4 separate regions of the Homo sapiens genome follow, and regions 2, 3 and 4 are each linked to region 1. The links are chromatin loops, found by intact Hi-C in ENCODE. Cell type or tissue: HCT116. All regions are shown on one strand.

Region 1 (8,000 bases):
ACCCTGCAATTCACCAACTGGATCCTGTATATAAGAACCTTTGTGATTTCTCACCTTGCTAATTTCCTGCCCTCTCTTTCTGCAGGTTCTTCCCCAAACCATCATGGACCAGTTGGACTCTGAGAAGAAAAGTTTCTGATCTTTAGTTCATTCTTCCAACTCTCTAGAAAGCAGGAAAACTGAGAATGAAAAATTCTAAATTACTCAGGACTCATGGGTTGCCAATAGAAGAAATACATCTTAAACTAGCTTAAGCCTGAAAGGGAAATGTATTTGTTCATGTAACTGAACCATAACGAAGGATGGTGGACTGAGGGACCTGAAAACACCCTCAGGACTCCCTCCCTCTCCTTTGTGCTCCTGTCTGATGCCGTCTTCCCAGACCTGCTCACTCTCCATAAGGTGGGGATGTGGCCATCAGCAACGTGTACTTCCCCGAAGCTTGTGACCTGAGTAGATAGGCATCTCCCAACCCACAAGGATTGAAAAGTTCCTCTAGGAATTATGTGGATTGGCCCATTCACTATGACATGTTCCCCCTAAGCAGCTAAAGGAACTGGGTCTGTTACCAGAAGAGGTGGGAGAGGGGTGCTAGGCAGATTGAACAACAGCCACTACAACATCTGAGGAGGAGACCTCCGTGAAGGCCACCAAGTCTGCTAGCAGATATTTCCTCCCTCGGATCTCTCTCCCTGTCCTCACAGTCTCATAAGTGAGGATTAAATACTACATGTGGCCTAGGAGATCTTAGACCCTCCACACGAAGATATAGTAACAATCAACATCCTAGTGTTCTGGCAGAGAAAAAATCAGAAAGAATCGTTTGCCTGATTTTTCCATCAATACCAATAATTAATTAGAGATGAAATTTGTGATGGACTCAGAGAATTAGAGAAGATCTAAGGGAATCTAGATGATTTCCTACCCCTAACCAGAGCCTCACAAAAAAGGGTGAAGATCTATGGCCGTCTTGCGTTTGGTGTGAGGCTGGACAAGGAAGTTCCTAAGGTCCTTTAGACTCTGTGAGATCATGAGTCCGTAAAACCCTTCCAACTTGAAATTAGTTGATTCCTTCCTTAAATTTTCTGGGACATTCCCCCACTCCCTCCACTCTTATTAGCTGATTTTACTGACCAATAGGCCTTGAAGTTGGGCGTTCCATCTAGATGTCTCACATCAACTCACCTTTTGCAAATTAAGCCCATACCCTTAAAGAGGGGAATTCTCAAGCCATTAGAAACTAGAGAGTCAGCTGGGCATGGTGGCTCACGCCTGTAATCCCAGAACTTTGGGAGGCCAAGGTGGGTGGATCACTTGAGGTCAGGAGTTCGAGTCCAGCCTGACCAACATGGCGAAACCCCGTCTCTACTAAAAATACAAAAATTAGCCAGGGGTGATGGCATGCACCTGTAATCCCAGCTACTCAGGAGGCTGAGGCAGGAGAATTGCTTGAACCTGGGAGGCGGAGGTTGCAGTGAGCCAAGTTTGCACCACAGCACTCCAGCCTGGGCAACAGAGTGAGACTCAGTTTCAAAAAACAAAAGAACAAACAAACAAAAACTAGAGGGTCTCCTCTTAGTTCTTAAACCCTCTTAGTCAACATTTGTGAGCCTCTTTTCTGTATGTTTTGGCATCTTTATTCCTTTCCTTCGTGTCTTGACCAAATTCACCAGATCATGACTCAGAACAAAATCCTGAGGTTGAATATAGAGGTCTAGAACATCTTCAAATTAACTGTTTCTCCTCATAGAGAATTAAAGAAATTGAGAAAGCAAGAGAGAGTGTGTGGAGTTTTTGTCCTCATTTTCCTCTTTCCTGTAGTAGGTAGAATAATGGCTGCCCAGAGATACTCACATCCTAATCCCTGGAACCCATGAATATGTAATGTTGTATGGCCAAAGGGGAATTGAGATTGCTATTACAATGACTTAAAATGGGAGATTATCCTGGATTATCCAGATGGGCCCAATGTAATCACAAGGGTCTTTAAAAATAGAAGGAGGAGGCAGAAGATTAGGTCAGTCCATGAGACAATGTGAGAAAAGCTCAGCCTGACATTGCTGGCCTGGGAGATGGAAGAAGGAGCCACAAGGGGTACCAGCAGCCTGTAGAAAGTAGAGAAGGTAGAAACACAGATTCTTCCCTGGGGCCCCCAGAAAGGAACACAGCACTGTCAACACTTTGAATTCAGCCTGGTAAGACCCATGTTAGACTTCTGACCTACAGACTGCAAGATAATAAATCTGTCTTGTGTAAGCCACTAAATCTATGGTTATCTGTCACAAGCACAATAGGAAATTAATACACTTTCTATTTGTTTTACGTGTGTCCTGAAATGTTAGGTTCCTTAGGATTCCAACTGCTGAACTATATGGAGACAGGATAGTTTAGTTAAAAGAAAAATCTTAGACAAATTAAATTTAACAGAGTTTACTTGAGCAAAGAATAATTCATGACTTGGTAGCCCCAGAACCAGAATAGGTTCAGAGGGACTCTGTTGCTGCCACGGTGACAAAGAAGATTTATGGACAGAAAAAGGAAAGTGATGCACAGAAAACAGAATTGAGGTACAGAAACAGCCAGATTGATCACAGCTCAGTGTTTACCTTATTGAACACCATTTAAACAGTTGGACGGCCTTGACTGGCCAAAACTTGATGATTGGCACAACAGCAAGTTACAGTCTGTTCACACATCCATTAGGTTACAGCTCACTATGTATGAAGAAACCTTTAGGATGAACTTAAAATATATAAGGAGGGAGCTTTAGGCTAAACTTAACAGTGGACAAGATTTGACTCTGCTACTACGTCACCTTGTGGTTTTGGGTAAATCAGTTTCTCTGGTTCTCAGTTTCCATATCTGCAAAACAAGGTCGTTTTATTAAATGATCCCCAAAGCCTCTCCCCCTTTAAGTTTAGACATTCAGTATACTCTCCGTCTTCTTAATGGTGTCAAATGCTCTGGAAGCCCCAGCAAACACCTGAGCTGCCCCTGTCATCATCCACAGCAGAGCACGGACAGGGAAAGAATGTCCACAGGTTCCAGCTCTCTCAGGACTTGTCCACGGCGAGTGAGGCCACAGGAGGTCAGGGCAGGCACAGCAGCTGCCAGTTCTCTCCACTCAGGAAGAACATACCCAGTGCTAAGGAAGAAACACTGTGGGGACAGAGGTGCTAGAGAATTCTAAAACCCAAGCGGCCATGGAAATCCTCCTAAAGGCAAGGAGACTTGTGTTAGCTTCACAGGAGAGATGGGCTCCGAATAAGGATAGTCTATCCAGAAGTTGGGGTGACAAGAAAGACACCAGGTGGGTTATCATGGTGAATGGGCTAGGCTGGAAGAAAAGGTTTTGTGTGGGCAAAAGGTCAGAAAGATCTGTTAAAAGCAGATGATGAGGCCTTAAAAGGTTCCAGGACAAGGACAGGAAGGCTGAGTGAATGCCTTGATGAGGCCCTACTACACTTTGTGCCATGTTGTATGCCCGGGAGTAAGCAGCAGGCACATAATCGGTGCTCAAGACAATAGGTGCTCAGTATTTGTTGGATGAATAAATAAATAGGCATCAACATATTTTTAGCAGGACATTGCCATTATCCAAGATGAATTTAAGGAAGATAAGTGGGACCTCCATAGGCAGAGTGGACTGAAGGAGGCAGAGATGGAACATCTGTATACTAGTCAAGAGGCTGCTAAACTGATTCAGACATAAGGGTCAAGCTGGGATGTTGGGCAGTGCAAACTGAAGGGAAGAAACATATGTGTCGTGAAGACTTTCCCTAAACCATTCCATCTGGGAGGATGTCATTTCCATTCATGCAAATCTCCAAGGAAGGAGACCCACCACCTCATGAATAAGAATAATGCAATAACCCAGACAGGCCAGCACACTGGAGCAAAATCCTCGGGCAGCCATGGAAGCAAGAATCCAACCCACACCATATTTTCAGTAGAAATGACCACTAATTTATGCACAGTTTTTCTGCCTATAATCAAAGCTAATTCTTAGTTCACTCTTGCCTCCTCTAGACTCAACAACTCAAATTCTCCTAACTGCTTTCAGAGATCCATTCACTGAGTCTTCTCATTATTTCCGTTTTTCTTCCCTGATCCCGCTCCAAGTCCCCTCTGCCTTATGTCATTTAGCTGAATCGGAAGACCAGGTTTGCTCCAGTCACACTCATCTGACAGGCCTGCTCTTTTCCTCTAAGTAGCTGGCAGGAGCATAGCTCTGTTCCAGGAGGGGGACCTGTCCTCATGGGAACATGGCAGTTATGGTCCAAGTCCAGCTGGCCAAGAACTCAGACTGTCCTCTCCTGAAGGTTCCCCCACAGAAATCAATAAGAGCCCACCTCCAGACAGTGGCTGGCCTCAGATCTCAGAGGAACTCACCATCCTCTTCCTCTCCATCATCCTCTCTAAGCTTCCCTGTCTTTGCCTCAGCCAAAGTCCAACCCATCAGGGACAGAAGAGTAATTGATGAAGGCCTTAAGGGATATCAAAGCGCTATTGAGCAAAACCACAACTCAACAGCCGTGCAGGTGCTTCCTGCGGCAGGGAGGGAAAGAAGTGTCTTTAGAAAGCCCTAAATAACTCTAGGCAGGGATGTCAGCTTGACAAATGACTGGTGAGAAATAGCCCTGTTGTTCTCTGGTGTGTGATTCATCCAAGGCTGTGCTGGGGTGGGGGGACAAGGCCCAGCCGTGAGTCCCACCGTTGGTCACTTGGGGCCGCTCTTCAGCTTGGCTCCAAGATGGATAAGAAGGCACTTTTGTTGGTGCTCTTGGCCTCTGTCACTTTGACCTTGTTTTCCAGTGGTTTTATTTAGCGGATTTGTGCTGATTTGGTTTGAGCCGCATTCAGAGGAGGATAGCAACTGTGGGGAGACTCTTTCTAAGCATCCGAAGGCCTCTCTCCCTTTGATGTTAGCTCCCAGTGCTTCTTGCCATCATAACATCAAAGACCAGGGGCTGCTCAGGGCAGAGGCCCATTTCATCTCCCTGTTCCCAGCTCCTCAAAGAGCTGGCTTATTGAAATGCTTGTCACGTGTTGAATGGATAAGTGAAAATATCCCGAGACCAAGGGATATGACATGACAGCTAGTTTCTAGACTTAGCGCTGGGACCTTGACAAGGTGCACAGAGTCTCTGGGCCTCTGTATCCCCATCTGTAAAATAAGAAGGCAAGCTCTTGGGTCCCCTCAAACTCAGACCATGAGGTTCAGAGAGGCCTGCAGAGGCTGATTGGGGCCTACACCCAACTCGCAAGGAGGGGAACAAAGGTAAGGAGAACATGAGGGATCAGCAGTTGTTTTGAATGCCCAGCAGCAGGAGTAAACACCAGCACGTTGAACACTTGCGTGAAAGGTCTATGATGTTTTCAGTTAGGAGGTCGGCCTGGAGGCCCCCTGAAGTAACACTAGATGAATGTATTGTGAACAGCCAGTGGGCTGGTGTGGGCCACATGAGACACAAACAGCACCACTAGCCTCCCTGAGTTTACTGGGTCCTCTTCACCAAGGTGTCCCAGCCACCAGCTGGACATTAAGTCTTTGGTTTATGGTGTGTTTTTTGTTGTTGTTGTTGTTGTTTTCCATGAAACAGCACAGCAAATCCATCGTTAGAGGCCGGCCATCCCACCAGCAGGGATGATTTTGTGAGTGAGTCATGCTGAGGAGGCGCTGTGTGAGGTGGGGCTGCGGTTTATAATGAAGTCCTGCCTGGGACTGTACTGAGGAGACAGCCCAGTGTGTCCCAGCACAGAGCCCATTTCTCAAAGCGGTCATCGTCTGATTCATTTTCTCATGCTGGGGGATGTGCTCTGGGTTTTAATGCCTTTAGTTTCCATCAATGGTAGCTTTGTTAGTGTTAACTGAAAGGAAGACAAATTTGTTTGAAATCAAGGTCTTGTGGATGCCTCAGTGTGTACCCTTCTCTGTGCAGAAAATGGCTGTAATCTTGAGATTGAAGAGTTGAATGAAGTTGTCTTCTTTATGGAAAGGCATTTCAGCAACTGTAATTAATGGTCACAAAAGTCATCAAAAGTTTTAACAATCCCAACAATCCCAGTTTCCCCTTTGCGAATCATTTTAGGTTTTTATATAAAGATCGCTGATGCCCCTATTAAGGCTCTTACTGCTGTAAAAGTCAGGTAGGTGAGACTCCAGCTTGGCCTTCATTTGTCCTTTTGTTTACGTAAAGCATCCAGTTACTCTTACACCTTGACATGGCTTAAGCAGGTCTGACGGGAAACAGCCTTGTTTCAGCTGATAATCTCCATGGAATGGACAGACTTCCCACTGCAGAATTGAGGCAGATAAAAGGAAAAAGAAGTGCTCTCACAGCAAGACAGCAATACCTTCATATACCTGCACACACACACACACACACACACACACACACACACACACACACGCCATTTGGGTGCAGAGTAAATACCTATTTGACATATCTTTTCTGAAATACAGATTTTGAAACCACACAAACCTGGTTTTGATCCCTCTCTACCACTTGTTAGCATGTGAGCCTGGATAAGTTGATTAACCTTTCTGACCTTTGGTTTACTTGTTTATAAAATGAGGAAAATTAAAGTACCAAACCACAGTATTGTTGAAACATCAAAGGAAATAATATACATAAAGCATTTAGCACAGTGCCTGGAATATTCCAAGTTGTCCAATAAATGATTGATAATCATAACAATAACAATAATAGAATTTTCCTCTTTCCTGACAGAGAGACCTCTCAGCTCCTTGGCGCTCTATAGGAAGTCAGGGTTGATTCTGTTTGTGGTTTACCATTTAGGATTCACTATGAGGCAGAAGTACAATGTAAGTTACAAGCTATTATTATTACAAATAAGAATTCCTGGAGCAGAGACAATATGCAGTGGTCTGAGTTTGAAGGGACCTGCGATTTTACTTTCTCATCTCAAAAACAAGGATATGGAGGCCCAGAAACCCTGAGTGCTGACCAAGTTTCCAGCTACTTATTCTTAGAGTTAAGACCAGAAACTAGTTATCATGAGTCTTGGTCTTGGGATGTTTTCACTTATCCATTCTACATTTGGCAAGCCTTTAAGTAAGCCAGTTATTTCAGAAGTTGGGCATAAGAAAAGGTGCCCATGGACCGGGTGCGGTGGCTCACGCCTGTAATCCCAGCACTTTGGGAGGCCAAGGCAGCAGATCACTTAAAGTCGGGAGTTTGAGACCAGCCTGGCCAACATGGTGAAACCCCATCTCTACTAAACACACAAAAATTAGCTAGATGTGGTAGTGGGCACGTGTAATTCTAGCTACTTGGGAGGCTGAGGCAGGAGAATCGCTTGAACCCAGGAGACAGAGGTTGTGGTGAGCCGAGATCGTGCCACGGCACTCCATCCAGGCAACAGAGGGAGACTCCGCCTCAAAAAAAAAAAAAAGAAAGAAAGAAAGAAAAGAAAAGGAGCCCATGGTCTTTGCTGCTATGATGGCAAGAAGTGCTGGGAGCTAACATCAAAGGGGGAGAGGTGTTTGGATGCTTAGAGAGCCAGCCTCCGCACGTTTCTCATCCTCCATTGAATGCAGCTCATACCTAAGCAGCACAAATCCAAGAGAAGCAAAGCAGCCTGCAGTGTGGACAGAAGGACTGAACCAAAAAGTCCACACTGAGAGCTCAGCTTCCGGCTTTCTTCCTTGCTGAGACCCTCCCCTGCCCCAAATGAAATACAGTTTTTGCCCCATTAGGCAAAACGTCTTAATTAGCAAGGGACCGATCGTTTCATAATCTTTAAAAAGAACCCACAGTTCTCAAACACCCCCTCACATGGATGCACGTGAGGTATAAGACAGCAACCCAATGTCTGTTACTATGGAACTCAATGGTGTAAAATTAACTCACTAAAGCACACACCCACTGCAAAAAAAAAAAAAAAAAAACAACAAAAAACAGCCTTTGCCAGCTAGGTGCTTCAGAAGGTGATATAGTTTAGATGTGTGTCTCCCTCCAAGTTTCATACTGAAA
Region 2 (8,000 bases), 100 kb before region 1:
AGCTAATTTTTGTATTACTAGTAGAGATGGAGTTTCACCATGATGGCCAGGAGGGTCTCGATCTCCTGACCTTGTGATCTGCCCACCCAGGCCTTCCAAAGTGCTAGGATTACAGGCGTGAGCCACCACACCCGGCCCATATTTGCCTTTTCTAAATACACATGCCCATGCCCCATCACAGACCTATCATCTTTTTTTTTTTTTTTTTAGAGTTAGGGTCTGATTCCGTTGCCCAGGCTGGAGTGCGGAGGCATGCTCACGGCTCACTGCAATCTTTAACTCCTGGGTTCAAGCAATCCTCTACCTCTGCCTCCTGAATAGCTGGGATTGTGGGATTGCAGGCATGTGTCACTACTCTTGGTTAACTTTAAAAAAAAATTTTTTTTTGAGAGATGGGTGTCTCTTTATGTTGCCTAGGCTGGTCTCAAACTCCTGTCTTCAAGTGATCCTCTCAGAGCCTCAGCCTCCCAAGTCGCTGGAATTACACATGTGAGCCACCAGACCCAGCTCACAGACCTAAACAATCTTAATTTCCAGGAGGGTAGAAATGGAAAATGGGGGAGGAAAGCCAGAATGTGTAAAAGCACCTCAGATGATCTGGCCAATCTTTCCCTCTTTTTAAAAACCCCGTTGAAAATAACTATCTTAAAAGTATATGCTCTGTTTCAATTACCAAGAGGCAGCTGTAATGAAGATAGTGACAATACCATTAACAATGTGCTAGACACTGATCTAAGGGAATTCATATCAATGAATTCATTTAATTCTCACAACATCCAACAAGGGAGGTATTAATTATTATTATCCCCATTTTATGAGATGGGAATAGGCAAAGTTAAGGTTAAGAATCATTACAAAGCTAGCTTGTGGTAGAGCCAGGGTTCAAAACCTAGGAAGTGTAGCTTCAGTCTATAGGAACAGATGTGAATCACAGCAAGCAAAAAAGGTGAGGCGTATGAGCTCACATCAACATTTTCATGCCCAAAGTTTCTCATTTATCTTGTCCCTTGGAGACCTAAAGAGTGGTTCTATTTTTTAGAGCTCATTCACTGCTGCACTTCTGATCACTGAATTGCCCTTGCCCTTTGAATTATTCAGTGTTTCTGGAGAAATAGTTCTGAAAAAATATGCTGTATTATTTCTCTCTTTCTTTCCTCCTTCAGTTCCTCCCCTGCCATGAAACCAGACTCTGTTGATACACAGAGAACTGTGCAGAAGTCTTCCACTAGAAGAGTGCACAAAAGTGGGCTGAAATTTCATGAGGTCCAGTTCTTCTTGAGTATGTTCCTAACAGGTGCTACTTTCCATTTAGACTTGTCTGTAAAATTAGCCTGTGAATACTGGCTTGCCTCTGCAATCACTTGCCTAGGTGGGGAGGTGCTGAAGGAGACAGGTGTGTATACATTCCTTTCTTTAAAGAAGGCTTGTTTTCAGTTGAAAATGTGGAAATTAAGACTTTCTTGCCTTCAAGAATTATGATGTTGTGGGAGTAAAAAAAAATCCTAAGGGTTAAGGGCCAGTTCTGCCACTTTGTTAAGTGTCTTCAACTAAGTCACTTAACTTTCTGAACCTCAGTCTCCTCACTTGTAAAATGGCACCATAAATTTTTGCCCCACTTATTTCACAAGGTTGTTGTGCTGATCCAAGAAAGAACTCAGATCTTCTGGTTTCATGCCCATGGTGTCCATTTCATCCATCTATCAGTTTTTCATTTCTTTATTCATTCATGCAACATGTATTATATCTCCCAAGGGTTAGCTAAGTGAAAAATGTATGCATGTTGGGAGGTTGGGGGAAGAAAGGGAGAGAAGCACCCCAGATTGGGAAAGGGCACTGAAGGTAGAGAAAATGAGGTGTTTAAGACAGTGGTGTGAGCAAGGACCTACAGCAGCCCATGACTCCACATTCTAATATTTTTCATGGTATTCCAATTCCTCTGTGGCCATTAATTCTTAAAGTTTCAAGTCAAAACCATCTTAACCTCATCCAAGCTGGGTTCCTTAGCTAATACCTTCTTCTACATCTTCTCTCCAGGCCCCCATGGCTCCTTCTATTTAAAGTACAGGTGGTGAGCAGAAGTAGTCAAGGCTTATAAGCCAGGCTGCTCCTCAAATGCAGCCGTAAGAAAAGAAATCTGTGGGGTGTTTTAAATGCATGCCTGATATAAAGATAAACCTCGGGTATCATATATCAGGGGATCCCAACCCTCAGGCCACCTATTGGTACCAGTCCATGGCCTATTAGGAACTGAGCCGCACAGCAGGTGAGCAGCAGGCAAGCAAGCGAAGCTTCATCTGTATTTACAGCCACTCCCCATTGTTTGCATTGCCGCCTGAGCTCTGCCTCCCATCAGATCAGCAGCAGCGTTAGATGCTCATAGGAGTGCAAACCCTATTGTGAACTGCACCTGCCAGGGATCTAGGTTGGACGCTCCTTAGGAGAATATAATGCCTGATGATCTCTCACTGCTTCCCATCACCCCCAGTTGGGACCGTGTAGCTGCAGGAAAACAAGCTCAGGGCTCCCACTGATTCTTCATTATGGTGCGCTGTATATTTCACTATATATTGCAATGTAATAATAATAAGGCACAATAAATCTAATGTGCTTGAATCATCCCAAAAGCGTTCTCCCCACCTCCACCCTGGTCTGTGGAAAAACTGTCTTCCATAAAACCAGTCCCTGGTGCCAAAAAGGTTGGGGACCACTGTCTTACATGATATATAAAGTGCAAGTTCTATGTGTCCCAGAAAAGGATTTTAAAGGTAATTCATGGTGTGTATCATGGCGTCTATCTTGTTACACATTAGTAATACTTTGAATGTGTAAAGTGCTTCTCCCTGTTCTGTTGGATTTATCTTTGAAGTAGCTCATAAAGATAAAGATATGAGTATAGAAAACATTCCTTCACTGGCCCTATTTTATAAATTAAGGAACAAAGACTGGATGCAACATGTGGCAGATTATGCGAAAAATCTAGTAGCTGAGCAAACATAAGAATTCAGGTTCCCTGGATTCCAGGACAGAGTTGACTTCCCCATCTGAAGTGATACATGAGCACAATAGGTTTTCATCGTCATTCAGATTATAATGGTTCCTTTTACTCTGATAATATTGCTGATATTTCTAGAAATAGCTTGTTCATCCATTTATTAATCTCATAAACCCCTGACTGGGGGAAACAGAGTGGAAAGTGGTCAGAAATGGGGCTGGAACAGTAATCAGGAAGCCGGAACCTCCATTGCCTCAAGAGCTAAGTTCAGTGTCAGGCCTTTGTCTCGAGGGCAACGGGGAACTCTGTAAAGGTATTTAAGTTGGGGAATGTAGTGATCAGCAGCATTTGGCAGCAATCACCCTGGGCTGGAGTGGGCCTGACAGGAATGGGCAAATCTTGGGGCAGGAAATCCAGTCAGAAGATTATGACGATAAAGCAGGTGAGAGATGTTGGTGTCCCAAGGGCAAAGGGGGATCCCATCAAGACATGAGAACCGCCACGTCGTTCTTTCCCCAATCCCACTGTTTCTAGATTTTTCCTTCTAGGAGGCCTGCAAATGTGTTTCCGGGAGGAAAATCCGTCCCTGCTATTTCTCCAGCCTTCCCTTGTTACCGGTCCGGCCCTGCCCCTTTAACATTCAGGAATGAGAGTGGAAGCAGAAGGCCCAGGTCCCCGGAGGTCCCGACGCCCGGATTCCACAGCCTGTGAGGGTCCCTTGAGCAGAGCGGGACGAGGCCACTGGCACTACGTCGTGACTTCACCAACAGCCTGCAGTACTCGTTAACGAGATTTCGCCAGGCCCCTTGGACTAACGCCAGGATTCTCGGTGCCCGCAGTCAGCGCTCTGGGATTAGACAACGCCCCACAGGCCGCGGCTCTCTGCTGACCCTCAGCAGCGATGAGACCGGCGCGCACAAGCCAGCAGCCACTAGCTCTCCCACAAGGCCGAGCGCGGCCAAAGGGCAGCCCCGCCCGCTCCGCCTCCCCCAGCTCTATTGGCTAGTGCACCTGCCACTCAGCCGCGCGCCGGACTCCGGCTTCGGGCCTGGAGGAGGGATCCCAAGCCTCCTCGGCTCGGCTCGGCTCGGCTCGGCTCGGCTCGGCTCGGCTCGGCTCGGCTCGGCTCGGCTCGGCTCGGCTCGGCTCGGCTCGGCTCGGCTCGGCTCGGCTCGGCTCGGCTCGGCTCGGCTCGGCTCGGCTCGGCTCGGCTCGGCTCGGCTCGGCTCGGCTCGGCTCGGCTCGGCTCGCTTGTCCTTGAGGTTTACTGTGTTTGGCATCGCAGTTCCGACGGCAGCCGCCGTTTCGCGACCCACGGCGGACTTGCATAAACACTTTCTAGTTGGAATCTCACCCTGTGAGGTGGGCAAGGTAGTGATATTCCTGTTTGACGCCGACAGAAATAAGAGAGATTGACTCTCAGAACCATGTGGCGGGATTTTAAAGGAGGATCTTAACAGTGGCTCGGACAGACCCGTGTTTTCTGCTCCTAGCATTAACTACGTCGTTAAACCCTTCTGAATTTATTTCGTCTGTGAAATGGGGAAAAGATAGCCACCTTGCATAACTGGTGAAGAATTCGTAAACTGACAGCAGAATCTAGTAAGAGGACTGGCCCGTGGTCGGCTCTTAATGGTGTGTATGGGGCTATGAACATTCCCAGGTCTTCTGACCTCTAGTCTGGGACTCTTTCTGCTAAACTAGGGATTCTTAGAGGTCCAGAGACTTCGGGAGATCCAGGGGCATCTTCAAGGGGGTCCCTGAGTTCTAAACTGCAGAGGAACACTCTTAAGAGAGATAATAAATATTTCCACCACATCTGTTATGGATAATATATATTTTGTCATCTATTTGCCAGAGACTGTTGTAAGTGCTTGTATACATTAAGTCACTTAATCTTTACAGTGAACACTAAGGTACATCCTATTATAATTCCCATTTTACAGAGACGTTAAATACCTATCTAGCTAAAAAATGTGGGAGCTGTTTTACATTCACGCAATCTAGCTGATAAAGCCACACACCTTAATGTTTGTACTATATATTATTGTGCAAGAGGTGTATTTGATAATGATTCTTGTGTCACCATTTACAAGATGCTTCTGGCTTTTATTAAACTCTCAAAGGGCAGGAAAAGAAAAAAAAATACAGAGGAACCTAAACCCTAAATCAGAGACAGACTACATGCAGATATACAAATGGATGATAAGAAACCAAAGTTGTGGGTACCATGTTTGCAATTCCGTTTTAGCTGAGTGCTTTGGACTATCACGTCCCTCAGTGGCTCCCTGGAGGAAGAATGATTGAATGACAGGATAGGAATGGAATGTAGCCATCATCTTATCTGACCACACAGACACCTCCCAGCAGATGAATGCATCACCTCCTCATGATAATTTTGAAGACTTTCTGAGAAAGTGATAATATTAGCCTATTACCTCACAACCACAAGGAACACTACAGTGACTACAAACCCTATGTGCCTCATTCAACAGGTGTCACAGAATAAAGAAAAAGACTGGGAGAGAGATGGGAGCTGATAGACCAGAGGAGACCAAAGACTGAAACTGAAGACTAAACCATGGAAATTGGGAACAAGCACTTACTCGCTTAGAGGGTGAAAAAAGTGAATTTGCCTACAGGGCCAATTTGGAAGCACCTCTCCCTGGAAGCCAGGTTAGAATTCCTACTAAGGTGTCCTTGGCCTCTTCAGTGGTGGTGGCCTTGAACTACACAGCACACTTGCACACTCAGCTTCTGAATGTCCAGAGCAGTCCTGAGTCTTGCCTGAGAAAAATACTCAGGTTCTTGGGCTTCATCTCTCCCTTCTGCCTTCTTTTCCTCCACCTTTCCAGGTCAGCCTGGGGAATATGAGATGTGAGGAGAGGGGTGAGTGGAGGCTGAGTTTTGACCAATGTTATATGACATTTGAACCTGACCTATGGCAAAAGGAAGATCCTTTGGGAGGCAGGCCTATGTTCTCATCCCTTTTTCTGCCCCTTTGGATCAATTAGCTCTCAATCATTTTCTCTGGGACTGGTAAAGAACAGAGAGGGGCACTGGACAACATCAGCCAAGTAAAAGTAGTGCGGGGGTTGGGTCCCAAGTGATCTGTCAACATCCTGAAATGATATTTTGAGTGACCAGAGAAAATGCAGTCTCCATGAAGGAGGGAAGTCTAGGGTGATTCCTGTAGAGAAATATTGGTTGTGAGATTTAAGGGGTGAACGTGAGATAGACAGGAAATGAGGCAAGAGGCTGAGAGTCAGTGGCACCACTTGCTTTGGAAATGGAGCAAAGTCTCCAGCAAAGGCTGTGAAGCTCACAAAAGCTTGGTCCTGGGGTGAGGTGTGGGGAGGGTTGGCCATATAGGACAAGAGCAGGGCTGCAGACTTAAAGGCCCAAGGACAAGCAATGTGACTCCCTTTCCAGCAAGATTGGGACCTCACCAAACTACCATTTCCCAAGCCCCTCCATCCAACAACTGGATATTCTCTCTATGGCATGAATAATAGCTATTGTGCCACATGGTATGCAAAGACAATTATTATAGATTTGCTTTGTACTGGGCTTTTGCTAATTGGCTATAAGTGCTAACCTTTCATAAGTGACTCTAAAAAGGATGATTTCTGCACAGCTCTCTAAGCATTTGTGGACCCAGTCAGGAAAGCTGAAAGAAGCAGCAGGCTTAGCAGACCATTCTGAATAGCTTTGGAGACATAAGCCAGGGAGACCCAGAATGAGATAAGGAAACCAGTCTTCTCATTTGGAACCTAGAACATTTGAATATGGACACTTTGATGTTCACCTTGGCACCATTAGTATTGAGCAGATTTGTTAAGTATTAGTTTGAACTGTATGATGTGCTGATGTTCAGCTGTTTTTGATGCACAAAACATAGCAATTTCCTATGGCTGAATCTAATAAAATCCTGAGGTAATAAGATATTCTAAGAGATGTTAACTTAGTTGACTGGGGGAGAATGAGGAACTTTGGGGGCCTAGGTCTCTAGGAGTGAGTGTTCCCAATTATAAACAATTCATTAAAAAGAGGCTTGCAGGATCTCCAGTTAAAAATTCTAGTTTCATTTATTTATTCATTCATTGTAACAATATCAGAAATCATTGAGCATCTCCCATGTGTCAGTCACTGTGCTAGAAAGACAGAATAAAATGATGGTCACTGCCCTGAAGGAACACACAGAATAGTGGGAAAGGAGTGAGGATGGTGCAGTGGACAAGGCTATAGGGAGGGCCCTGGGGAAACAGAAGAGGAACAGAGAGAATGATTCTGGGGAAGGAAAGGAGGAAGAGAAGGAGAGGTGTGGTCTTAGCCAGAGAAGGTTTTGATGTGGGAAAGACAAGTAATAATTAACCAAATAGGAAAGGCAGGAAGGAAAGTTCCAGACAAAACCAGGCAGAGATAACCATATGATTTAAAGAAACAAGTTATATTTAGAGTGAATATAGGTATATTAAGTCTACAGAAAGGCATTTATCAAAGGGCTTTAGGCGTCTCCAAGTCAGGAACCATGTCGTATTTACATTCATATAGCCAGTGTTGTGTCCAGGACCATACCTAGCACATGGTAGGTGCTTGGTAGATGTCAAAATAAACTGGCCTGGGGAAAAAAGCCTGAAATTGAAATATACCACAAATTTAAAAGAAACTTTTTCTTTCCTGCTCCCATTAGTCTGAATTGATGAGGTTTCAATGTATTACTTGAAATGTTATGGATGAAAACATTCATTTGCAACCTATCTCTAGAAAGAGATGTGGTTATGTAACCTTTTAATCTGTGTGTCTAAGTAGATGTCAAAAGTATGTGTTGCCTTGAGGACTTTTCTAAGTCTGTTCAATGTTGCTATAATAGAATACCTAAGCCTAGGTAATTTATAAAGAAAAGAGGTTTATTTAGCTCACAGCTGTGCAGTCTGGGAAGTATGAGAAGGATGGTGCCAACATCTGCTCAGCATCTGGTGAGAACCACGTGCTGGGTTAAAAAACA
Region 3 (8,000 bases), 330 kb before region 1:
TTATTTCAGTTCCGTAAATTGTATTATTCCTTTTTAGGAAACACAAATATAATTGGACTTATCTACAGAATACCAGGACTCCCTAGGAAGTCTCTACATAAATATGGTCTCAATATTCATTTAAATGACCCAAATTCCATCCATTGTCTGCGTGTATTTCCACTCTAGTAAACCTTTAGTAGCTTTCAGATAAAGGGAAATCCAAGATTATTATGCCAAAAGTGTAATTCTCTTAGACTTCATGCCAGAGTTCTTAGCATCCAAGGCAGTCAAGATTACCATATCCAAGGTATATACTACCAATATGACTTAGTATTGTTGATCATATGACTGAGGCAGTGTTTGCCAAATTTTTCCACTGTCTAGTCTCTGCTATGACATCCCTCTTCCTTCCTTACTAGAAGTTGAGTATCTCTGATTCATCTTATTGGAAATTCACTGACATTAGTTTTATTAATATTAATAAGAAGTTAGTATCTATAGTGTTGGTAAGCACACATAATATTTTTCTCCCATTGCCAAAAGCCTCTGGTAATATTTATCAGAATACTTTGAAAATGTGTATTAAAGTCTAGTCTAGAATTTTGAATGAGTGGTGTAATTCAGTTTGGGATTACATAGGATCTATGGCCTTCACTGAATGCAAGCAAAGCTTTAACACTAGCATCATAGTCAAAACCTCTTTGTCCTCTTCGTTCGCAAATGCTTTGTGCATCACACAGATATATCCACTGGGTGGCAGTATGTACTCAAGAATATTTACTGTTTCTAGTTGCCTCAATCTAACGGAATTTAAAGATGTCAAACTTTTTTTATCTGGAAAATAGCCATTGTAGTGAATCTTAAGAAACAGTATTGTCTGAATGCAAGCTCCTCCCTAGAGATGATTATGGAGATTATAATAATGTTAATATTATATACTTCCTACCATTTACTCTCAATCATATTCTTTCTTCTGCCAACAATACTCTTAGCATGAGAACTGGTAAATACCTATTATCCTACCTCTTATTTCTGTAACCTATCTCTTAGTTCTAAGGAACTTGCCTGGTGATAGACTTTTCCCTTTCTCCATTTTGTTTCTTAAATATCATACCCTCTCCACAGTGAAATCAAGAGATAGACCTTTAAGCTTCTGTATAGTACCATATGTACCCCTTTAGTTCTGCACTACCTCCTAGACAAATAGAGCAGATTCTAGATATTCACATAGTCTTGCAAAGTCATATGGTTCTCTTTCACTTAAATTAATTCTGTCTGAAATGCAGAATGGCACCAATTAACTTGCTCTACGTAAGATTGTCTTCAATGAAGAGAGGGAAAACCTTCCAAGAAATTAAATTGTGTAATCAGGTAGGACTACAACTATGAGAAGAAATCACAAAAATAAACATATTTTAAAAACTGAAAATAAAATACTAACTTAGTTGTGTTAGATGGTGAAATTATGAAAGCTTTTGTTTCCTTTTTCTGCATTTGTGTAGTTTTTCCTATATTTTCTTTAATGAACTATACTTTTTTCAAATAAAAAATATATAACTGCTCTTAAGCCATCTTTTATCTTCCTCCTGCCTCAAAGGAAAGATTCTTGCTTTTAAAATATCCTATCTAGTTTTCTGCTATCTAATTTTCCAAAAGATATTTAGTAATAGTTTGACGTTTCCTTGCATCTCCGAACATGGCACTAGTTTCTGATGAGTGTGATGGGAGATTTGACCCATTTTTTAAAATAAACTTTTTACAGAGAGTTGCACAGATAGTGCAGAGTTCCCATACACCCAACACTCAGTTTCATTTATTAGAAACATCTTACATTAGTTTGGTACATTTGTTGTGATTAATGACCCAATATTGATACATTATTATTAACTAAATTCCATACTTTATTCAGATTTCCTTTGTTTTCACCTAGTGTTCTTTTTCTGTTCTAGGATCCCATCCAGGATAATTTATTACAATTTATTTGTCATATCTCCTTAGATTCTTCTTGGCTATCACAGTTTCTCAGACTTTATTTTTCATGACCTTGGCAGCTTTGAGGAGCACTGGCCAGGTATTTTGTATTAACAGAATGTCCTTCAATTGGGATTTGTCTGATGTTTCTCTCATGATTAGGGTGAAGATATGGATTTGGGGGAGGAAGACCACAGAGGTAACGTGCTATTCTCATTACCTCACATGGAGGGTATGTGCTACCAACCTGACTTAGCATTTGTTGATAGTCTGACTGAGGCAGTGTTTGCCAGGTTTTTCTATCACAAGGTTACTCTTTCATTGGCCTTCCCATACTACACTCTATAGCAGTGTGTGCAGAGCCCACACTTAAAGAGTGGAGGGTTGTGTTTCACACTGTGACGGTGGAGTATCTACATCAATTATTACAAATTCTTCTATACCTGAGATTTGTCTACTCTCTCCCATTATTCAATCATTTATTTAAGTTAGTATGAACTCATGGATATTTATTATATACTTTAGATTATAATCTAATATTATTTTATTTGTTTTTCTTAAATTGGCCATTGGTGCTTTTTCAGTTGGGTTCCTGTGTCCCTTTGACGTACTCCCACTATTGTGGGGTGTGATTTTAGCACGCTGCTACTTGCTGGCACTACTAGTACTTCCGAATCATCTTATATAGCCCCTCCCTGGTCCCTAAATTGGATAATGCTTTTTAACTCTCATCATAAAGATCAGTATTGAAAAGGACACACTGAGTGTCTATTGCATAAAGACCTTGTATTAGGAATACGACTTTTTAAAAAGCCTCCTTTTGGATAGATCTTTTGCTTTAGCTGAGAAAATTAGACAAATACATACAATAGCATAATCCCATTTATTAAACATAATATTAGCCTAAAAAGAAAAAAATCCACATAGCAGTGTGTACTCACCCTTCAAACCCCACCTGTGAGTATGGCCTGGATACTCATAGGAAGGGGTCAAATGTGCTGTGTAGGAGGGGATTCGGAGGCTGGACAAAATAGGAGGAATGTCATCTAGAAAGCTATCATTAGAAACATCTGGCTAAAGAGAAACAATGATGACATAATCAGAAGAGAACTTAGAACCAGCAAGTTTCCTCCAGCTGTGAGTTCAAATTCAACTGCCAGAAGTGTACATATCACTCCTGACAGACCCTCTGATGTTGTGACTCTTCAAGGACTTTTGAACTCAGCTAATAATTTTTCAAATAAAAATCCCAATATACATATATAACAAAAAAGATATGTAAAAATTTCTTACAGTTATATTTGAGTTTTTGTTGAGTTTGTGCTATATATAACATATTGTTATATATATATAATTTATATATAAAAAACTCAAATACTATAACTGTAAGAAATTTTTACATATCATTTTTTTTAGATAAATAAACTAAAACCCCAATATAAAGTCAGGAATGGTAGAGCTGGGAGAGAGGTCTGTGACCTCCTGGGAATCACTCGACAGTTAGTGTGAAACTAGATGCCAACTGTCTTGACCTTTGGATCAGAGCTTTTTTCATCACAGAGCTTTGCTTCATTGAATAATTTATTTACACATTCCACTCATCCATTTATTCTACAAAAAAAATTTAATAGCTCCTTCATGCCTGACACAGTGCTCAAGTTTGTAAGTACAAATTTTGAGAGTTTGCACTATTGTAAAGAATTGAATAACAAAATTAGATAAACTGCCACCAGGTGGCATAAATCCTCATACTGGCAAGGACGTTTGTAGGTAATTTGTAGTAACTATTCAGTTTTTCCTCTTAGACTTTTTTTTTCTTTTTCAAATTCAGATGGTGAGAACTGGTCTGAATGTACAATTCAGTCTTACTGTTTTCCATCAAGGTGTCACCAATCTTCCAGTCTCCCAGGCAGAAGTTTTTGAGGTATGTTTTGGTTTCATCTTCTACTTATTGAGTCACAGCTTATTCAGATTGGCTACTTTCCTCATCTTTAGCTCCTTTATAAAAACCTTCAATTTAGCAGTGTCAGGGAAAAAAAAAACTACCTTGGGTTGTTCTTAGCCTACTGCAAGTTCACTGCTGCCTCTGCTCCTGCTGTTCCATTTCCCTGAAATTCCTTCTTCTAAACTCTTTCATCATTGACTCACCAATGTTCAACAAATATTTGAGTGGTTGTTATGGTGATGCTGATATATGAAATGCCAAACTATATACTTTCCTCACATGCCAGCATCTGCTATGTCCCTCCCTGCCCTTCTGACAGTAGAGAAGTTCTAGTAGGTTAAATGCGTATACGATCAAATAATTGCTATATTAGGGGCATTTACCAGCCATCGTGGTGACCAAAGTATCAGCTTTGCAGAGGTGATCAAGAAATAAATTGGTCCTTGGTTTAGATATAGAGGTAAGTCAACTAGTTTAAATGGATACAGGGTCAAATATTGTCCTACACAGTGAGATAAAATGCATTGGCACTTCAAGTCTGACAATTTTAGACTCTGAAATTTTAGATGGGAAGAAGGTATGATGCATATAGGCAAGTGGCCAAAGTTGATTTTAAAAAGAAAGGCTGAAACCAGATTAAAAGGGCCCTTGAAGGACATGCAAAGAAGTTAGGACTTTATCTTTTAGGCATTAGAACCATTACAAGATACAGAAAGGGGATGATGTGAACAGATTTGCATTTTAGATCCTCTCTGGCTGGATGTGGCATGGATTGGAGAGAGGTGAGACCAGATATGTGCAACCAGCTGGGAAATAACCCTAGAGTCTGGGTGGGTGGGGATGTTAAGGCCTGAACCAAGTAAAATCTGTGCTGAAGGAGAGGCAGGGATGGATCTGAGACAGTCAACAGAATTTGGTGAGGAATCAAATATGGGAATAAGGAGAAAGTACTTTGTGACTGCCAGGTTCCTGGCTTAGGTCACTGAGTGAGGAGTGATGCCTTTAACTAGGCATAAAAGGATACAGGAGGCTGAGCAGCTTTTAGGGGGTGGTGGTGGTAGTGGTGGTGGTGGTGAATGTTTTGAGTTTACTTTGAGATGACTGTATGATTATTTGCACTAATCAATTTCATACATTAATATGTAGGTTAGAATGAAAGGTCTCAGTAAAGAAAACTTTCTTACTACCATTCATTCATCAATCGATTTGTCAGCCAAAAGTGCCTCCTTTATGTCTTATAAGGAGTTAGGTGCAATGGGTATTATGAACCTTACATCCCAAATTTTCCAAAGTGGTTTTATTTTTCTACAGTTTTTATTTTTGACAAATGCCATTCATTCAATATTTACTTAATATGACTAAATTTTTATGTCTTGTAAGACTTTTCTTACAAGTTAATAAATCACTAAAATGTTTACAGTATGAATTCTGCAAGTAAGGTATTTGTAGCCTAATCCAGAAGAACTCCATACTCACTAGAGAACCATTTAGTGGTAAACTGCAATGTTGTAAGGTTTCCGGGGCATCCAGAAAGTGGCTCTCATTTTGGGTAGGAGGAATTAGGAAGGGCTGCACCAAGAAGCTAGAACTGCAGCAAGGATCTGAAGATAGAACAATAGCTGCAAAGTCAGACAGTGGGTGAAGAAAGCAGCATCAGGAAAAACATCTGGTTCGAATGACTTTGGTGCGTTCAAGGGAGATTGAAGACCTTGGCCTCTCTTGATTAGCCTTTTGGCTCAGTCACAGAGGGTGACTAAATTCATCTGAGGGGGGTTGTATAATTCCTATTACTACTTTCTTTTTTTTTTTTTTTTTTGAGACGGAGTCTCGCTGTCGCCCAGGTTGGAGTGCAGTGGCGCGATCTCGGCTCACTGCAGGCTCCGCCCCTCGGGGTTCACGCCATTCTCCTGCCTCAGCCGCCCTAGTAGCTGGGACTACAGGCACCCGCCACCTTGCCCGGCTAATTTTTTGTATTTTTTTTTAGTAGAGACGGGGTTTCACCGTGTTAGCCAGGATGGTCTCGATCTCCTGACCTTGTGATCCGCCCGCCTCGGCCTCCCACTACTTTCTTATATGTATCTTCAATTTGGGATCAACTTTGTGATGATTTGTCTAAGGTATAATGAAAATTTTTACTTCTGTGGTTTCCAGATTCTGTTTTTTCATTCCCTTCCTGGCATTTTTCAATTTGCATCTCATTTTGATTTTCAGCTTTTCTGACCTTAGTCATAAAAGCTTTTGATAAATTTTAGTATTACATAATCACCCTTGTTTCTCCTTTTAGTAACATCCCCATTTGCCTGTGAGGTCCACATGTAGCCTTTTGAGGTAATACAATTGAAACTTTTATTACAATTAACTGTGAATAATAAGATAAAATATATCCTCAAGAGCTGTAAATGAAATAAACACTTGGTACTGAAAATCTATAATGTAATAAGGATATATAATAGTGCCTCCTGCACATTCGATAAATGTAGTAGACATTCAAGAAACATTTTCAATGGATGAATTTTACACAATAACCTAAAGAAGACTGCATCTTCTTTGTTAAAAAAGTTTGTTCTGCCAAAGCAAGAAATACAGCAGGAGGCTCAGGGCATAATCTGCCAGGCCCGGTGCTTCTGCAAATGATTTCCTCTGGTTTTGTCCTCAGTCAAGGCAAGCTCTGGCTTCCTGGTGCTCTGAGGTGAGATGAGGGTCAGGGACCTGGTGTGTCAACTCCCTTCTCTCCAAGCGGCCCTAGTTCAGGGATCTGTATGAAATGCATCAAAACATCAGTCCAAGTGGCTGACATCCACTTCAGCTATTTGTTTGCAAATAGGAGTTCTAAATGCTTTGAAAACAGTTTGTTCTTTAAAGTTGGTAAGCATTCCTTTTATAATTTGTCTACACTCTTTTTGAACAAGCTACTAATATTACTGATAAAATAAAATGAAAATTCAACTAGCCTTACTTTGATGGTTGGTCATAAGTTCAAAATAATCAAAGTCCAAATTAATGAGATTTTATTATCTATGTATACAAGTTTACCTATATAGGCTTACATGTATGTGAATTAAGAATCATAGCAATTTAGCACTGGAAGGAAACATAAAAAAGAATTCTTTCTAAACCCTACATTTTGCAAATGAAGAGATATGTAACTAGTAAATTGTTCTTTTTCTTGCACCCAAGAGACTAGTTCTATATTTAAACACAATCCATAAATAGCCTCCTTTACAGATATAATTTGCTGTGATTTCACGGCTCTGCTGAGCACATTACATGTTACGTAATGCTTTTACTTCTATTAGCTGTGTCTTAGCATCTCCTATAAATCTGCAGCCTCTTTGAAGGTAGAGATTATATTTATTTTTGCATTCCCCAGAGAACCTGCCCCAGCCCTATCCCCACAGCTGATTCTGGATTGAGCATCCAGCATCTGCAGGTGGCCATGAGCCTATGCGGAAATCAAGGAACCAGGCTCTGGGTTCCTGTGGGTCGCCTGTGGGCTAGGCAAATTTTCTTCTGCTTCAGAACATCTGATAGTTTCTCTGGATTGCCTTGTTTGTATTTGGAGTCCTGTTGTCTCTATTCTTCACCTGATAGTTATGAAGCTGTGCCCCTATGCTGAGGCCCACCCATCCCATTGTTTTCCCCATCCCAACCTCAACTGTCTTAAACTAGACTGGATTTGCCATTCCCTTATTTGGGCACAAATTAGAATTGCTGCCACTTCTCCACCCTCTCACCATTGTGCCCTTCACCTCCGCGTGCTGTGTGGTAAATAACCCAGGCAGCCTGCAGTGATCCCACTCTTAGAGCTAAAGCTATTGCTTGCTTTGCACTGTTACATAACATAAATGAGTGCTCAATGATTTGAAAGAATAAATTTGGACATTAATGATTCACTTAACAAATACTTATTGAATACCTAATATATACCATACCACCATCACCTTATTCTCTGTGCTGGGATATAGCAGAGAATAAAACCAAGTCCCCGCCCTCATGGGATTACATTCTAGTCAGGGAGGTACACAATAAGCAAATAAACAAATAGACATATAATATAAAGTCACTGCTAAAAAGTAAGTGCTGTCACAAAATGTAAGGGAAG
Region 4 (8,000 bases), 72 kb after region 1:
GAGGACAGGGACTAATGCCCAGGAAAAGCCTGGCACCAATCATTTCAAAAGGGTCTTAACCATGACCTGTTCAGCATTTCCAGAGTTAATTAGTCCCATCACGACGAACATCACCCAGTCCCAAATGGGCACCCTGGTTGCCTGTGGTAAGTGACTTATTTATTTGCCTCTCTCTGGCCAGCAAGTAGCTTTGTTCAAGAAAAAAAAAAAAAAAAAAAAAAAACCTGACCACATACAGATCCTCAATCTAGAAAAGAAATCAGAATTCACTGTTTTTTCTGAATCACTTAATTTCCCTTAAGTTGAATAGATGACATGTTTGGCCTTCAGACGGTGTGGATTATGAAAAGTCAAGCACTCTAACACTTGGCAGCAGAGGCTTCATGGAATACCTACTCCCCACCTCTGCCAATAACATTTTTAAGGAGATTCGGTTTGATTAAACTATACAAGGTAAATAATGAATCCAGCCTGCCCAGGATATATCAGGTTGCATAGTGTGATGAAACACATACCATCCTGAATGTTCTTCCAAAAGAACATGTACAGAAAATGCTGTCCTTCTGCCAGAATACAGGCTCCTTGCCAACCCCCACCACTCTCCACCTTGAGACCAAACACTCAGCAAGCTGAAGCTTGCAGGCCACGGTGACTGGCTCCATGCTGCCTTGGGAAGCCCTACATGACCTCTACATGGTCCTTCTTCAGTATGTGAAGTACAGAGGCAACACCAGGACATTTTGAAGGGCAAAAGAAGGTTCAATGGGGCAATTTCCAAGGCATCTTGCTCCACTGCTGGTAAGCAATTAGCAGGCTTTCTACAGGGACTTCTCAAAAGAGGATCCAGAAGGCAGGCTCAGCATTGCAGCCTGGCTGCAGGCCACAGTGTGGCAGACGCATGTATTCATGGGCATGTCAAATACATCACTTCAATACGAAATTCATAGGCCCAACATTCATCTGCGAGATTGAACACTGGGTAGCTCAAAAGCTAGTCTTCTGAAAGCATCCTACAAAACACCCGAAGTTGCCGTTCCAGAATTGCTATAATTTCACGACTGTGCAAGCTGTACTAGTAGTACACAGGCAAAGGGATAGAAAAAAGATTATATTAATGCTCAAGGGGGAAAAGCAAGATTATAAAGGACTTAGCAGAGCTATGTTCTGATAATAAACCAAGAGCATTTAGGACCCAACCTAGAAAAAAATGGATTTACAGCCGAAGTCTTTCCTGTTTGGGGCTACAGCATCATTCTGTCATTCTAACCACATTTATCCTGAACCTCCCCCCACCACCCGCTGCCCATGTGCTGGCCACCGTGCTGGGATCAACAAAACTGAATGAGACACAGGACCTGATACTGGGGAGCTGACCATCTAGCAGGTGACGTATGGATGGATGAAGCATCTTAGGACATCTAAAGAAAGAGATCACTCCTCCATACTGGTAAGTCCACAGACAGCTTTACGGAGACATTTGAGTAAAGTCCTAAAAAGGGGCAGGGATGCAGCCATGTGCAATGGGAAGAAAATAATTCATCAGCTGTGACCATGAATGTAGATAGAGATGTTTGGGCCTCATCCAGATCCCCTCTCTGCCCTGTGGGGCTCCCATCTCCTGGCTGCTGAGAATTTGGTTGTTCTCTACCCACAGCTGCTCCCCTTTTCTGGAGGTTTGCCCTTGGCTGACCAGAGCACCTCAGCGGGGAGGTTAACCGCACTCTGCCTCTGAGGATGGCCAACAGCCAGTGATGGCACAAAGGGCCAGCCCCCTGGCCTCAAGACAGGCACAATTCTGAAGTGGGCTCATGAAGAGACTACCCAATCCCCCCAGTGGACAGAGCTGAGGTTAATCTCCACCTGAGACCTGATCTTCGCTGAGTTCCTTCCCCTCTTCTATCTTGCTCCTCTCACTCCCTAGTCGATATTTCCTGAGAACACCTCTTCAGTAAAGCACACACATCCAAATCCTATCCAAGGCTTTGCTTCTAGGAGCCCATCCTAGAAGGCAGTAGGCCCCTGGCTTTCCCTCATTCAGCTGCACAGTTGCACTAACAAGGAATTCCTGAGGTGGCCTTCTAGCACCTCTGTAAGCCCCCTATCCTACTCCACCCTTACCCCTCTGCTTCACCCGAAACTGACCCCTCACTCTTTCCCCACCTCATGTCTTATTTTTGTTAGAAAAGCTTACTCCCCACTTACCCATTTCTTTCAAGATCTAACTCTAGTTTTGCTTATTCCAAGGTTTCCCATGCTAGACTCTACCCATGCCCCTTACGTGTGTATTTTTTAACCACTTAAGAGATGTGCCAAAGCATGTATCAATTTTTATTTTTCAGACAATTGAATCAGAACTTAGTCATCCAAATAGATGTTGCCACTTTGAAAATATTCATCTTGGGGGATTAATCACTTCCTTCAATGCAACCACTGCCCATCATAATTTAGGGATTCCTCTTTGTGGTTTGCCCTCAGTGTATGCATCACCCACTGTTGAACACGGTAGCCTACAGCAATGTCTCAGAGGTTTTAGAACATCATTCAGAACCATGACTGGTGATTGCAGGTTACTAAGAGCACATACATAGATATTTTGTAGTTCCACAATTTACACATCTCCAGCTGTCCCTTGTTGAGTGAAACCCTTTCTCTCATTATGCTGCTCTAAATCCAACCAATTCCAGTGATGGCAAATGGTTGCTCTGTGAAAGTGACTTTTCTTTCCTCTTTGAGACATTTGGATCCATGCCTGATGAGTAATGTAGGTACTGATTCATTCATTCAACAAATATTTATTGAACACTTTCCACATGGCAAGCCCTGTGCTACAAGTGAGGCTGTAAAATCAAATAAAACATGGTTTTTACTCACATGAGGTTTAGAGTCTATCTGAGGAAAATAACAAGTCAATTGACAATGTAGTATAGTTCAGTAAATGCTATAGAGAGATACACATGGGTCTACGGAAGAGAGAGGAGTAAAGGGAGGCTGGAGGAGCAGGGAAGCTTCTGGAGGCTATGTTTTAAAGGGTGATTCAGAGTTTTCTAGATAAAGAAGTTTGGTGGGGTCAATGAGTAGAGGGACTGCTGGTAGGAAGGCATAGATAGAATTCTGAAGCAGAGAAATATTTGAGACACTTCCCGTGAAGGGTGGATTTGGCAGAATGAGCATAGACAAGAGAGGTGGTCAGGCTACTGAGAGGCCAAGAAGGGTTTATCTCCAGAGGCACAGGAAAGCCACTGAGGGATCAGACTGGGGTAAAAACCAACCAACAAACCAAACCCATGTAGCGTGACTAACAACTAATGAGTCATTTTAATGTGTGTGCTCAGTACTTCTGCACATGTGCCATCCTGATGAATCCTTCAACAACTCTATGAGAGACACATGACTATCCTCACTTTCCAGAGGAGGAAACAGAGACTGGGAAAGTTTACTAACTTGCTTAAGATCACACAGGTAGTAAATAGCAGAGTTGGGATTCAAATCCTCGACTCCAAAGCTCAGGATGAGCCTCTAAAAGAAGTCCAGCAAAGGATACGAACAAATACGTCATGTTAAAGGAAAAACTTCAACCGCATTAAATTTAAAGGAGTTTAATTGAGCAATGAATGATTCATGAATCTGGTAGCCCCCAGAATCACAACCAATTCAGAGAGACTCCAGGGGTGCCTCGTAGTCAGAACACAAATTTATAGACCAAAAAAAGGGAAGTGACATACAGAAATCAAAGGTGACATACAGAAACAGTTGGATTGGTTACAACTCTGCATTTGCCTTACTTGAACACAGTTTGAACACTCAGCAGTGTATGAGTGGTTGAAGTATGGCTGCTAGGATTGGCCAAGACTCAGCTATTGTTACAGGTGCATACTCCTAAGTTAGGTTTTCAATCTTGTCTACCTATTAAATTGGTTGCAGTCTGTCCACAAGGACTCAAATATGGAATATATTCTCAGTCTATATTTAGTTTGCTTTAACAATCATTTAAAAGAGAACTTTAAATTCTACATAAATTTACAATGTTCAACTTAGGCACAAGTCAAAGCATTGGAAAGTAAAGCAATAATACTGAATCATTATATACCCATTTAACTAACAGAAAACCTTAGTCATTATGTGCAATGCTGTCTACTTTGCATCACTCGACTGGTATTAATATATTGATGGTCATATTGTAAATGGTCATACATCTTTTGGAAAACAATATAATAATATATACCAAAAGTCAACCCTCTTTTAAAATGTCCATCCTCTTTTACCCACCTCTAGGAATGTATCCCTAGAAAATATTTCAAAAGGAGACAAAAAGTTTATCATTGTAACATTATCTTGAGTAGTGCTAAACTGAAAACAATTTAAATGTAGAGTGGTAGTACAATGGTTTGGTAAATGATCATACAACAAATCAATGGAATATTGTGTAGCCATTTAATATGATCTTTATGGGGATTATGTAACACCATGGGAAAATATTTATAAGAAGTAAACTGTCACGTGAAAAGATAGAATACAGTACACTATTGATATTCACAAGGTGTATAGCCTAATATCTCTGCAAATTCCCAAATAAGTGGAAACCATTGTAGCATACAATTTTCCCTTTAAAATGCAATAGCTAAAAATGTTAAGTAACCCCTCAAGACTCTTAAGGAGTCTATAAACTCAGGATTTGCTTATAAAGCTATAAAAATAAATTCTGCCAATAAAATAAATTCTAGAATGCATTATATTACATCATTAGGCTACTTAACTAAATTTACCTAAATCTGCAAAGAAACAACGTCTTTATCACGTCATGAGAGTTCTTTGCAAGCTTCATATGAAAGCACAAAAGCTGTGTTGAAATGCTGGTCCCACCAATGGTGGGCTGGGCTTGTTTACTGACTGTGTGATTCTTACTTTCTTGCACACCAGCTTTTTGTGTGTGTGTGTTTTGAGACGGAGGCTCGCACGTTCGCTCAGGCTGGAGTGCAATGGTGCGATCTCAGTTAACTGCAACCTCCGCCTCCCGGGTTCAAGCGATTTTCCTGCCTCAGCCTCCCAAGTAGCTGTGATTACAGGTGCCCACCACCATGCCCAGCTAATTTTTTGTATTTTCACTATGTTGGCCAGGCTGGTCTTGAACTCCTGACCTCGTGATCTGCCCCCCTCAGCCTCCCAAAGTGTTGGGATTACAAGTGTGAGCCACCACACCCAGCCCATCAGCTTTAAAATCTAGCCATTTCCAAATCAAAGCCCTCAACATTACAAACCACTGTGATCTTTGAAGTCCTAGGCAAATAATTGAAATTGAGAATGTCAAGTTCAAGAATGCTTCCAATCTACTTCTATTCAGAAGTACATATGCGTTATGATTACAACAATTTGAAAATTTAGACATACAGCCATAGCTGTCCAGAAACATAAAAAACAAAGACAATTGTACTTGGGTGAAAGAAATCTAGGTAGTAGTTTTCTTTTAAAACATTTCTAAGTATTATGTATTTTTTTCACAATAAAATGCACACAAACAATTTATTACCCTGTTGTCATATTCTTGTAGGTTGAACCCCGTTGCCTTTAATCCATTGATATTTTATAGTTTGTAATGTATTTGCAGGGCTTTGGGGTTGCAACAAACGGGTAAAGCCTGGAGAATTAAGCAAGAACTGGCTATAGAAGTAACCACATTATACTTCCTATCCGTATCCCTTGACATTCAACCAGGGATGCCAAAATCAGTGGTGTCTTTGTACCCACATACACTGGTAAGATGCACTAGTACTTTGTTTTCAATGTGGGACCAAGGCTCATTCACTCAAATGACAAAACATGCCTATGATTTCTGTGACCTCACTGATTGATTCGACAGGAACTACAAGTTACATTCAGTGGTTTGATCCATGTGACACTAGGAGGTAGGAAAGAAGGGAGAGGCAGAAAGGACAGAAGGAGGGAAGGAATCATGTATTCATGCTAACATGCACTGCAAACCAGTTTTCTTTTTCTTGTTTTTCACAGATCCTAAAGTTGACCTCCAGATAACATTCTGTCACATGCATGTGCACCAGAGATGGGGAGAACACACAGAATGGGTAAGAGTAGCTCAGCCCACACATTAGTATGCAAAATAGTCAGAGGCAGTGTCTGATACTGTTCCAGGGGAGACTCAGTCATACAGGAACACTTAACTGAGAAAATGAATTATATTATTCAGCTTGGGCTGCCATTACAAAATACCATTGACTGGGTGGCTTAAACAACAGAAATGTATTTTCTCACAATTCAGGAGGCTACAAGTCCAAGATCAAGGTGCTAGCATGGTCAGGTCCTGGTGAGGGCTCCCTTCTTGGCTTGCAGACTGCTGCCTTCTCACTGTGTCCTCACATGGGGAAAAGAGAGAGAGCAAGCTCTCTGGTGTCTCTTCCTCTAAGCACACACATCCAACCGGATCAGGGTGCCACCCCTAGAACTTCATTTAACCTTAATTAATTTCTTAGAGGCCCTGTGTCCAAATATAGCCACACTGGGAATTAAAGCTTCAACATGAATTTGGCAGGGACACAAACGTTCAGTCCATAACATGTATGCTTTCTGTTTTTACAGGAAGAACCACAACTGTTTAGGTGCATGAATTCTACAATTTGTAAAAACTCATTGTTTTTCACCTAGTATATGTAAGAATTGAATAATAACACAGAGAAATAAATTCTAGCATTAAAGAATAAACCAGAAATCTCCTTAAAGGAACACAAGTAACAAAGCCTGGCAGGGGTGGGAAACAGCAGAAATTACCACATTTTGCTTGGATCTTGAAAATTGTGAATTCTCAGTGAAGTCCAATTTTCACTTTTTAATAATGGAGCTCTATAACATCTTAAAACTCTGGGTTTATGTATTTTTATTATCAACTCTATAAATTCAATAAAGAAGTGGAGTAAAGGTTCAGGACAAGAAGAAGGAGAAAAGAACAGTTAAAAATTTGGGAAATACTAGCACTTCATTCTTTACCAAGTTGTCACTCTATCACTGCAAGCGTGAGGATTGGTGAAAAGTATTAAGCAGACTAAGATTGCACCCCAGAGAGCCCAGGCTTATACAACCAGCACACTTCCCCCACTAACTGACATACTCAACTAATAACTACTGAATGTTGCCCATTGGCCAGCCGCATCCAACCCTTATCCCACTGCATCCTCAAATCTGCCACCTTACAGATGAAGAAATGGAAATGTAAACAAGTTAGGTGACTAAGAACAGAGTGTAATGAGCATCGTGGTTGACTCCCTGCCATTCATGCACATCATGCTAATATAAAGTAATCAGGCTACATGATCCCCAGCCAAGAATGAGTTCAAGAATATTCCTGGGACATATTTCTGCTGGAAGTCTCCCAGGGAAAGTTTCCCTTTCCTGAGAGCGGGCTCCCCAGTCAGAGATCTCTCTCTTCTGGTCTAGCAACAATGTGAATGCATTCTGCTCCCGAGGAGAATAACACCGAGGATGGCAAACAGGCAAGGGGGAAAGATGGCAAGCGTCCTTGATGACACCACTTAGCTGCCAACCCCACCAACCCACAGCTAGCCCAACTTCTGGACTTCGTGTTATGAGATAATAAATTTCCTAAGCATCTGTGCTGGGATGAGTCAGGTTCTCTTTCATTTTCATCAAAAGCATCTTGGCTGATACAAAAAGCCAGGATCCAAACCCAGGTCTGTGTGATTACCAAGAACCTACTCATTCCAAGAGTTTTCTAGTCTGTCTCTGGTATGCATAAAGTCCCGAAGGGTTTCCAAGTCAACAGCTGCAGTGGTCCTGGAGTCAGACAGACTTGGACTAAATCCCAGATCTGCCACTAATTAGCTGGGTGATTGTGGGCAAATTACCTCTCCTTTTTATGCCTGTTACCTCATCTGAAAAATGGGGATAATCATTGCACCTGCCACAAAGAGCTGTTTGAAGACCAAAGGAAATTTCCACACAGTCGGTGCTCAGTGATCATTAGTTTTCATGAGCAG

What was found. Peaks named below come from ENCODE experiments on the same cell type or tissue, not always from the same donor. Only the 100,000 strongest peaks of a DNase experiment are listed, where the experiment ranks them.
Region 2: it touches region 1 in a loop (3-fold over the local background); 18 of 110 quality-filtered maps call a loop at or near these places.
Region 3: a loop joins it to region 1, with 15 times the contacts of the local background. A loop is called at or near these places in 14 of 110 quality-filtered maps.
Region 4: it touches region 1 in a loop (7-fold over the local background); 27 of 110 quality-filtered maps call a loop at or near these places.

The regions. Positions count from the first base shown.
Region 1 is chr13:44,238,743-44,246,742 of GRCh38, forward strand. No RefSeq gene overlaps it. Among named protein-coding and RNA genes, the nearest start is that of MIR8079, 47 kb to the left of the region's middle. In HCT116, a CTCF peak has its summit at 4,719; DNase peaks (open chromatin) are centred at 4,639 and 5,709; H3K4me3 peaks cover 498 bases; H3K27ac peaks cover 2,782 bases.
Region 2 is chr13:44,138,070-44,146,069 of GRCh38, forward strand. All of the region lies in intron 1 of LINC00390 (long intergenic non-protein coding RNA 390), which reads right to left. SMIM2-AS1 (SMIM2 antisense RNA 1) reads left to right here. Exons shown (of 5, transcript NR_104065.1): 2 at 5,488-5,668. SMIM2 (small integral membrane protein 2) reads right to left here. Exons shown (of 3, transcript NR_197392.1): 3 at 5,081-5,853. Among named protein-coding and RNA genes, the nearest start is that of LINC00390, 5.7 kb to the right of the region's middle. RefSeq lists enhancers at 3,037-3,996, 3,663-3,872 and silencers at 4,023-4,172, 5,610-5,804. In HCT116, no CTCF peak of the experiment used is centred here; DNase peaks (open chromatin) are centred at 3,922, 4,280 and 5,282; H3K4me3 peaks cover 2,448 bases; H3K27ac peaks cover 1,536 bases.
Region 3 is chr13:43,904,900-43,912,899 of GRCh38, forward strand. No RefSeq gene overlaps it. Among named protein-coding and RNA genes, the nearest start is that of LACC1, 29 kb to the left of the region's middle. In HCT116, CTCF peaks have their summits at 725 (motif pointing right) and 3,690 (motif pointing right); DNase peaks (open chromatin) are centred at 752, 3,692 and 4,101.
Region 4 is chr13:44,310,645-44,318,644 of GRCh38, forward strand. LOC107984552 (a long non-coding RNA gene) reads left to right here and starts at 598. Exons shown (of 3, transcript XR_001749973.2): 1 at 598-1,447; 2 at 6,004-6,077; 3 at 6,589-7,624. RefSeq lists an enhancer at 1,324-2,523. In HCT116, no CTCF peak of the experiment used is centred here; DNase peaks (open chromatin) are centred at 2,074, 2,447, 2,757 and 3,307; H3K4me3 peaks cover 1,345 bases; H3K27ac peaks cover 2,958 bases.